Linked DNA regions of Homo sapiens: regions 1 and 3 are each linked to region 2. A link is a contact called in ENCODE Hi-C or POLR2A ChIA-PET data. All regions are on one chromosome and are shown on one strand. Each heading gives the region's core, a stretch centred on a gene start or an enhancer-like site at or near the end of the contact. The rest is flanking DNA. Distances are from core to core; before and after follow the strand shown.

What was found. Hi-C counts contacts between places; a loop is a spot of excess contacts on that map. ChIA-PET counts read pairs that join two places held with the same protein, here RNA polymerase II (POLR2A). Pooled maps may share reads with other maps.
Region 1: a map of endothelial cell of umbilical vein shows a loop between it and region 2 (8-fold over the local background). The contact joins two enhancer-like sites. A Hi-C loop is called at or near these places in 2 of 168 maps with a recorded cell type or tissue (endothelial cell of umbilical vein and posterior vena cava) and 2 of 50 pooled maps. POLR2A ChIA-PET finds 5 or more read pairs at or near these places in 6 of 52 experiments (AG04449, AG04450, BJ and 3 more).
Region 3: a map of vagina shows a loop between it and region 2 (6-fold over the local background). The contact joins the promoter of LINC01204 here to the enhancer-like site in region 2. A Hi-C loop is called at or near these places in 6 of 168 maps with a recorded cell type or tissue (IMR-90, ascending aorta, chondrocyte and 3 more) and 11 of 50 pooled maps. POLR2A ChIA-PET finds 5 or more read pairs at or near these places in 4 of 52 experiments (AG04449, AG04450, BJ and 1 more).

What each region holds. Positions count from the first base shown.
Region 1 is chrX:45,696,489-45,699,188 of GRCh38, forward strand. No RefSeq gene overlaps it. Among named protein-coding and RNA genes, the nearest start is that of MIR221, 48 kb to the right of the region's middle. Within about 2 kb of position 1,308, at least 3 of the 41 ENCODE cell types and tissues checked have a DNase peak (open chromatin) inside an H3K27ac peak, as active enhancers do; they include IMR-90 and endothelial cell of umbilical vein, where a contact is called at or near this core.
Region 2 is chrX:45,620,531-45,623,230 of GRCh38, forward strand. No RefSeq gene overlaps it. Among named protein-coding and RNA genes, the nearest start is that of LINC01204, 120 kb to the left of the region's middle. Within about 2 kb of position 1,266, at least 4 of the 41 ENCODE cell types and tissues checked have a DNase peak (open chromatin) inside an H3K27ac peak, as active enhancers do; they include IMR-90, endothelial cell of umbilical vein and mammary epithelial cell, where a contact is called at or near this core.
Region 3 is chrX:45,504,089-45,506,788 of GRCh38, forward strand. It overlaps LINC01204 (long intergenic non-protein coding RNA 1204), which reads left to right and starts at 1,300. Exons shown (of 4, transcript NR_104644.1): 1 at 1,300-1,377. RefSeq lists an enhancer at 2,406-2,700.

The DNA.
Region 1 (2,700 bases), core at 58-2,557, 76 kb after region 2:
ATTACCAGGGTATCATGGAGGAGGCTAAGACTGTGAATTGCAGAGTCTAGGAAGTTTGATGGAACAAAAGTCCACCCCTAAAACCCTGGGGGCAGGTCCTGGCCCAGTTTAAGCCTGACTCAGAGAGAGACTTTTAAAAAAAGTTGTATAAGTCCTGATATTAATAATGTTTCTTCATAACCTACATATAAAAGGTCAGAAGGACAGGTTTCTGCTACTATCAAGTCTAGACTTCTGGCCATCCTTTGCTATCCCAAATGGACCTCAGGGCCTCATGCCACACATTGTGTGTATGTGTGTGTGTGTGTGTGTGTGCGCACACATGCATGTGGCTGTATACCTCCTAAATTTCTCCATTGTGAAACATACAGTCCTCTTTCTCTTTTTCCAATATATACACATGTTCCTAGAGTCCCCAAGGGCTGTAACTGCTCCAAGCAATTTTTTCCAAGTCAAAAGCAGCTGGCTGTCTCTAAGTGATGAGCTGAGAGTGAAACCAACTTCAGGAAACCGTCAGGCTAAAGCAAGCCCTTCACAGCCCTCAGATCTTGAGGAGATAATGGTGGAGACTGGGAGCAGAGCAGAACCCCAAGCTCTCTATCTGAAGTCACTCTAAATCTATTTGATTATCAGAACATGTTATCATTAAATATTATCAGGTTTCAGAATCCTTAGGCCCCTGAAGCTGTTGGCCATGTCCCAAACCTAGTGTCACCCCTCCCCTCAGTCCTCCAAACCAGGATTTCTTCTCATCCCCTGAACCCCACCTTTGGCCATATCCTTCTGAAAGATTATATGGAGTGCCCTTTAGCATTCTGGAGACTTTCTGAGTATTGAGCTTTGCAAAAGAGAAACAAATCTTGAAGCAATGAGAAATTTGAGTGTGTGGAAAGATTTTTCTCAAGTATGTATTGGCCTCAATGAGGAAAATGCATGCTTATTAAAATGTTTAGTTGGTCATAATAATTTAATTTTTCTAACAATATAATTTAACTTGATCATTCTTCATTTATGTATAGATTTTTAGAGCAGTGTTCTCCTTCCTTCTCTTACTCTCTTTTCTCCTTTCTAAAAGATACATATTAATCTCTGGGCTTCATTGCCTCAAAAGTGGATTCAAGAACTTCTTCAACTGTTAAGTTACTCCCTGTTCCTGAAGGGAAATAATTGGAACATCACCATCTGCAGCCATCTTGGAGAAAGACATGATTTTGAAGGAAGGCATTCAATGAAATAACATTCTGATTTGAAGTTAAATTGTCCAAGAGCTAACTTCCTCGACAGCTCTGATTCAGGCCTCCTAAAATGTTGCACACTCTGACTCATGCTTCCTTCTGGAAATGACAAAATTTCCTCGCCACCCTGATCTAAGCCGTCTGTTCTTGGTCCTCCATGCTCTCAGGAAGGGATTGGGTCGTATGTTACATTTTTTCCATGGTGGGCAAGGAAACTCATCTTTTGTTTTTTCAAAGGGAGAAACATACACACGCGCGTGCACACACACACACACAAGAATGACACACTGAAAATTCTGAAAATTAATACCAGGCAGAGCACCCCCACCCTCCACACCCCTGGAAAATAAATGCTGTTTAAGAATTGTAGAAACAAAAGGGAGTTGATTTTTTAACCATTTATGCTCCAAATATTTTTTTAAATGTTCAATTTTCTAAAGAAAAAAATATGTAGTAACTTTACAAAGCTAACATGTTTTATTAGTTAAGGTGGTCTGAAAGAGCTTGGATTTTGTAGGTAACTAATAATCAGTGTTGAGCATCACTGATCCATTTCCCAGGGAGATTGCATTCCCTTTGTCTCTGAAGAGATGCTTGGGGGAAAAGCCATGTTGGGGAACAGAGGAGAGGAAAAGGAGGAATAAGGAGAGGAAGGGATGCAATTGACAACAATATTTTTGTGGTACTGAAATCTGTTCTAGACTGTCCCATAGCAGCCTCAAATATAAATACGTGCCAATCTGTATCTTATAATGTATAACCCAGTACTCATTAGAAACACTACTCACTGGAGTGAAAAAAAGCACCCAGAATATTAATTCAGTATAAAGATTTACCACATAGTAAATAAGGATTTATTCTGAGGATAAGAATTTTGAGACCAGAAGTTTAAGGATATTTTTCTATATTCTCAGCTATAATAAATTAAAATTTTGATAAATGCTATATATATAATGTGTATAAAGTGAAGAATGACTTGCATATATATTTACATAGCCTTACATTTGTCCTCTCAGAGTGTCTTCAAACATGAAGATTGAGAAGGAGAAAATTGCCTTACACATTCTATCTCTTTTACTTTCCTCACAACAAAGCTATGGGCATCAGTCTTGAGTTCTATTCTCAGCTCTGCTACTGGGTTATTATGGGCTAGTAATTTAATTGAAAATGGAAGAATGGATCAGATGATTCCCAAAGACCCTTCCAATTTGAAATTCTATGACCCGATGTTTTGTTTATCTCCATGGGATGTTTTCTGTTTTCAAAGAAGACGCTAAGATGTATTTCCTATTCCTGTTAACAGCTCTTGACTGTGAGCTGGGAACCCCAACGGCTCTGCCAAGCCCAAGTCCTAGGAGATAAGGCCTAGGAACAGGGTATTCACCTTCCCTACCCCATCTGGACCCCTCTCCACTGGCAGATCAGATGGCCCATGGCCTGAATCTGCTAGAGGTGTGGAGGTCTG
Region 2 (2,700 bases), core at 16-2,515:
GAGTTTGCTCAGTTCACCTGCCAGTAAGTAAAACCACATTCCAGTAGAGCTAAAGAATATGGGCAGCTCTTGAAATTCACCTTAATGGAATTTGAGCTATAGTTGATGGTGTAGATTTCTGCTTTATTCCTTAGTGTCATAAATGCCAGGATCATTTCTTACAGAAATGGGTAGGATGAGTAGAATAGGTGTTTGCCGTGAGTCTTCCATCTCCTCCGTAAGTTCCAAACACATTCCATTACAGATTCAGATTTTTGAATGAAGGCACTGACATTTACTGAAATGCATAAGCTCTTGTGGGAAACAAGCAATGAAACTTAACCATGAAGAATTAAGTCTATTAATTATTTCCTGAAAGTTGGAAGCAAAAATATGGGGAAAAGGGGAGGAGAAATTGGGAACACCATGGAGAGGAAAGAGAATACTGAAGAAAGCTTGGTCCACTTTCTCTTCTGCCTTATTAGTGTGTAATAAGCTTTAGAAAGTGGGTTTTGGTGGTAACTTTAGCCCGTCTGAAGCTGGACAACACCAGCAATTTCCCCAAGTCCAGTACACACACACACACACACACACACACACACACACACACAGTTTCCTCATTAAGTCCTACTCATCATTGAGGACTTTAACAATTCTTAACTGCCCATGGCATACTGACTACAACATCTCTCATAGTCTTTATAGCACTATATTGTAATTATTATTTTTCTTCTCTTCTTCACCAACTCTTAAAATCTTTGTGGGCAGTGACTGTGTCTTCTATCACAGTATCTTCTAACACCACATCTGGCATATAGTAGGTGCACAGTAAATTTTTATTGAGTGAATGAATGAAGAAAATGAAGCCACTTAGCTGCATTTTAACACTAAAACCCTAAATTTTTCTCCAAAAAGAATATGAATTTTTAAAGAATTATGAACGTGTTCCCCTCCCAACAATGATTCTTACGAATTTTCCATGGCTATAGCTTGCGTGTGAGTCTTACAAACAGCATTTGGCAGCAGTGTCCTTCCATATTTTCCGGGAAGAAGGAATTCTAAGTGATACATATTCAAAGAATTCTCAGGTTTTTGCATGGGTATGAAGATTTGGAGTTGGTGGGGAGGAATGGTTGGAGGAATGGGTGATAGAGAAGAAAGGAGTGAGAAGGAATATAAAGGACCAGTCACTATGGGTGGGGAAACCCAGGGTAAGAGCTGACAGAGGTTGGCAGAACCTCCAGGGCAAGTTTACTTTAGGTTGGCTATTCCCATTTCAAGTGTACACACGCCTCTGGAACTCCCTAAAGCCATTTGGAGGGGAAAACCACACCTACAGCTTCTGAAATGAAAAGTACCTCCAGGCCTCCAGAAATTAGTCCCGTGGTCTTACTATTACTCACTTCCTAGAAAAGTCATAGCTGGTCTATCCTGACCTTCAGAGCCTGCAGGAGTACAAACTCATTTTCCGAAGAATGATGATTCAAGAAGAATTTAGAGAAATCACTCAGGAAAGCCTCAGAAACAAATCTTTTTTGTCTTTTACTTTACTAAAACCTTCATGAACATTTTTACTGGGACTTTCTTTGGCAAGTTCTGGGTGAATCAGCATGAAAAACAAAAGCAATGTTGAAATTTAAATCTGTAAAGGATGTCATTTCCATTTTCTAAAAACTGCTCAGAACTTGAATGCGAAGTAATGATACATGCTTTCCAGCTTCATGTGAAGTCATACTTATAACCTGCAGCTTGGCATCATCTCTAGTTTTAGTGGTACTATTATTACCTATAGTTCTTTATTTTCTTCAACAACTTCAGTCTTGTTTTCCACCCTGGCATCGGTAACAGTAGTTCACCTTTAGAGAAAATATATTTACATTACCTTTACGTGTGTATGCTTACTTAGCAAGCAGAAAGCCAGTTTTGAGAATACTCTGTCCATTATTTCCTCCTCCCTTATGCCAGACTCTTGAGATTTTAACATTTGAATTAAGGCAAGGTTCTTTCTTCCAGTCTGGTTATGTCTTTTCAGGCCAAGTGAGTATGGCCTATGGATTCAAGCCCTAGATTGTAGCAAGTAGAAACTTGTTGATAGTCCCTCCCTGAAATAACTGCCATCAACCAAAAGAAGCAGATAATCCACTTTTGTGCTTAGGGCAGCATGTTTTGTAGATGCCATGCTGCAGGCATACCTATGTGGGCTTGTGAGAAATGAGGAATCTGGCCTATGTGCTTCAGCATCTGCAAACAAGCAAGCTCACAGTTCATCCCAGTCCAGCTCTTCCATCAGAGGATGACACATGCACCATTATTTTAATAAAGTCCATGTGTTGTGAATGAGTCTCATTCATCAATTGTCCCCCCAAAAGTTTTATTTCTTGCAACCACTGCATTTCATCTTTCTCACAATGAATTCATATTATAGGTACTCACAGATGTATATATTGACCTACCAATTACTTCAAAAGAAAAAGAATGGAGAGGGATATAGCAAAGAGATATAATAGAGATAGATAGATAGATAGATAGATAGATAGATAGATATAGATAGAATGCTTAAGGAACCACTGAATCAGTAAATCAAGCAACAAATGTGGGTGTTACTGGCATGCGTAGAATGATGGATGGATATTCTAGGAGCCTACATTAGGAGGACACTAAAACTTTCACTTTTTTCATCCCCTGTCAAAGCTCTTGAGATGGTTAAATTTTTACTAACAG
Region 3 (2,700 bases), core at 50-2,549, 120 kb before region 2:
GACGGGGTGGCGGCCGGGTAGAGGTGCTCCTCACCTCCCAGAGGGGGCGGCCGGGCAGAGGCTCTCCTCACATCCCAGACGGGGCGGCCGGGCAGAGGCACTCCCCACATCCCAGATGATGGGTGGCCAGGCAGAGACGCTCCTCACTTCCTAGACAGGATGACGGCCGGGAAGATGCGCTCCTCACTTCCCAGACTGGGCCGCCGGGCAGAGGGGCTCCTCACATCCCAGATGGGCGGCCAGGCAGAGACGCTCCTCACTTCCTAGATGGGGTGGCGGCTGGGAAGAGGCGCTCCTCACTTCCCAGACTGGGTGGCCAGGCAGAGGGGCACCTCACATCCCAGACGATGGGCCGCCAGGCAGAGACACTCCTCACTTCCTAGACGGGGTGGCGGCCGGTCAGAGGCTTCAATCTCAGCACTTTGGGAGGCCAAGGCAGGCGGCTGGGAGGTGGAGGTTGTAGCAGCCGAGATCACGCCACTGCACTCCAGCCTGGGCAACATTGAGCACTGAGTGAGCGAGACTCCGTCTGCAATCCCGGCACCTGGGGAGGCCGAGGGGGGCAGATCACTCGAGGTCAGGAGCTGGAGACCAGCCCGGCCAACACGGGGAAACCCCGTCTCCACCAAAAAATACAAAAACCAGTCAGGCGTGGTGGCGCGTGCCTGCAATCCCAGGCACTCGGCAGGCTGAGGCAGGAGAATCAGGCAGGGAGGTTGCAGTGAGCCGAGATCGCGGCAGCACAGTCTAGCCTCGGGAACAGAGGGAGACCGTGGAAAGCGGGAGATGGAGAGGAGGGAGAGGGGAAGACCGTGGAAAGCGGGAGATGGAGACAAGGGAGAGGGAGAGGGAGAGGGAGCCTCTTATTTGTTCTTATAACCCAGTTGTGGTCTCTTTAAGTTTCTTCATTTGAACTTTCTGAGTTGAATTCTGTTTTCTATTGGGATCCAAACTGATAGGATGATTCCTCTATCTTACAGTACTTTCATTGATAGTACTAGATGTAGAACAGTACTATAGAAATTTAGAGAATGAAGAACAAAAATCTTGATCTTACAACCTCATTGCAGAAATGGGAAAGACATAAATACACACACAGGGATGTTAAGTCCCCAAACCCAATAAACAAGAGAAGAATCAACCCCATATGTACAGAGACAGGTGCAAGATGCACACAAGTAGGAAAGTGGGGAAGATAAACATGTTTCTCTGAGCCTCTGTTCCGACCACAGTGTGATTCACAAGTGCCTGCTTGTGCTGTGAGCTCTCCCATAGGGCAAGATCATCATAACACAATGTCACCCCAGGGAGTGCCCACATTTTAGCTTGCTTGTTGCTGGGGAAAAGACTTGCTGCTTTGTGTTTCATTTGATGAAGGTAATGCTTCCTTATCAGAAATTCATTCCATTCTAAGGTACTTTATGTTTTCCTGTTTCTCCAAAGTCTGTCATTTCCTACATGGTGTATATCTGTTTCCCTTTGTCATGGTTTAGAGGAAATACCACATTTCATGAAGATTTCATTTATGAGAAGGAAAAATAGCAGTTTTAATACTGTAAGTATTTTGTTGTTGTTGTTTTCTGAAGCAACGTAGTGAATCTCATGCATGATGGGCCAATGCTCCTCTCTCTGTGACTTCCTGGGGCATGTGCCCATGAACTGGGTGATGAGCCTCTTTGCAGACAGATATTGTTCTTTCATTTTGTTTTTATACAGTGGGGTGTATATCTTCAGCCACTCGTAGCTTAGTGCATTTTCAGTCTTGTTTTAGCCACTGGGCTAAACTGAAGCACAAAGGGCTCTTCATAATATCTTCCCATTATGGATTTGGGGCAGGGGGGCCTTACAAACACTTTTCTGTGGCTGTGTTTTGGATGGGCCCAGAAAAGCTCATTTCAGTGGTGTCCAGGGATACGTTGTTAGCAATCACTCAAGAAAGCCCACAGGGCAAAAGCTCTTGTAAAGCATTAGGATTTTACTTCTCTTAAATTCTTCAGGTAATATAAATGAGGAGAAAACTCTGGGAAGCCCCAAAGGAGGGCCTCTTGTGTTACTGTAATATACACAAATTTAATTTAACTGCACTTCAGAATTCATTTATTCATTCACTTAACAAAAATATATTAGGCACTTACTATGTGCCTGACACTAAGCAGGGTATGAACAACATTTAAAGTCAAAAAGGAATGGCCTTGGCCTTGGTCCTCAAGAAGTTTATAGCCCTGTGTCTTATCTGTTCACTACCATTTAAAGGCAACCCCAGAAGACAAATAACCTTCTTGGACTTATTTCTTAAGTTGTTCCACTTGTTTTATCACAGGCTATAAAAAGTGGTATTGTACATTGCAATTTTATCTTCTTTATTTTATTTAAACATTACAACTACTCTGTGAAGTCAATCCAGTTAGTATAACATCCTCCATTTTAAAAGTTAGGACTGAGATACTATGTAAGCCCAAAGATTTACCCTGCAGTCACAGTTGAGAGAAGTCAGGCCCTGAACCTCACTTGAGAAAAGCCTTTGCTTTCTCCACTTTACCACTGTCTTGTACCTGGCCTCTGTTACTATTTTCTCGATGTGTTAATCTTGTTCGTCACCTAGAAGACCTTAAGCTGCTAAAGGCTCAGTGTCATATATTCTTTGAACTACTCAAAACATTTAACACAATGTTGAGCATATTGTTAATCCATATGGATTGG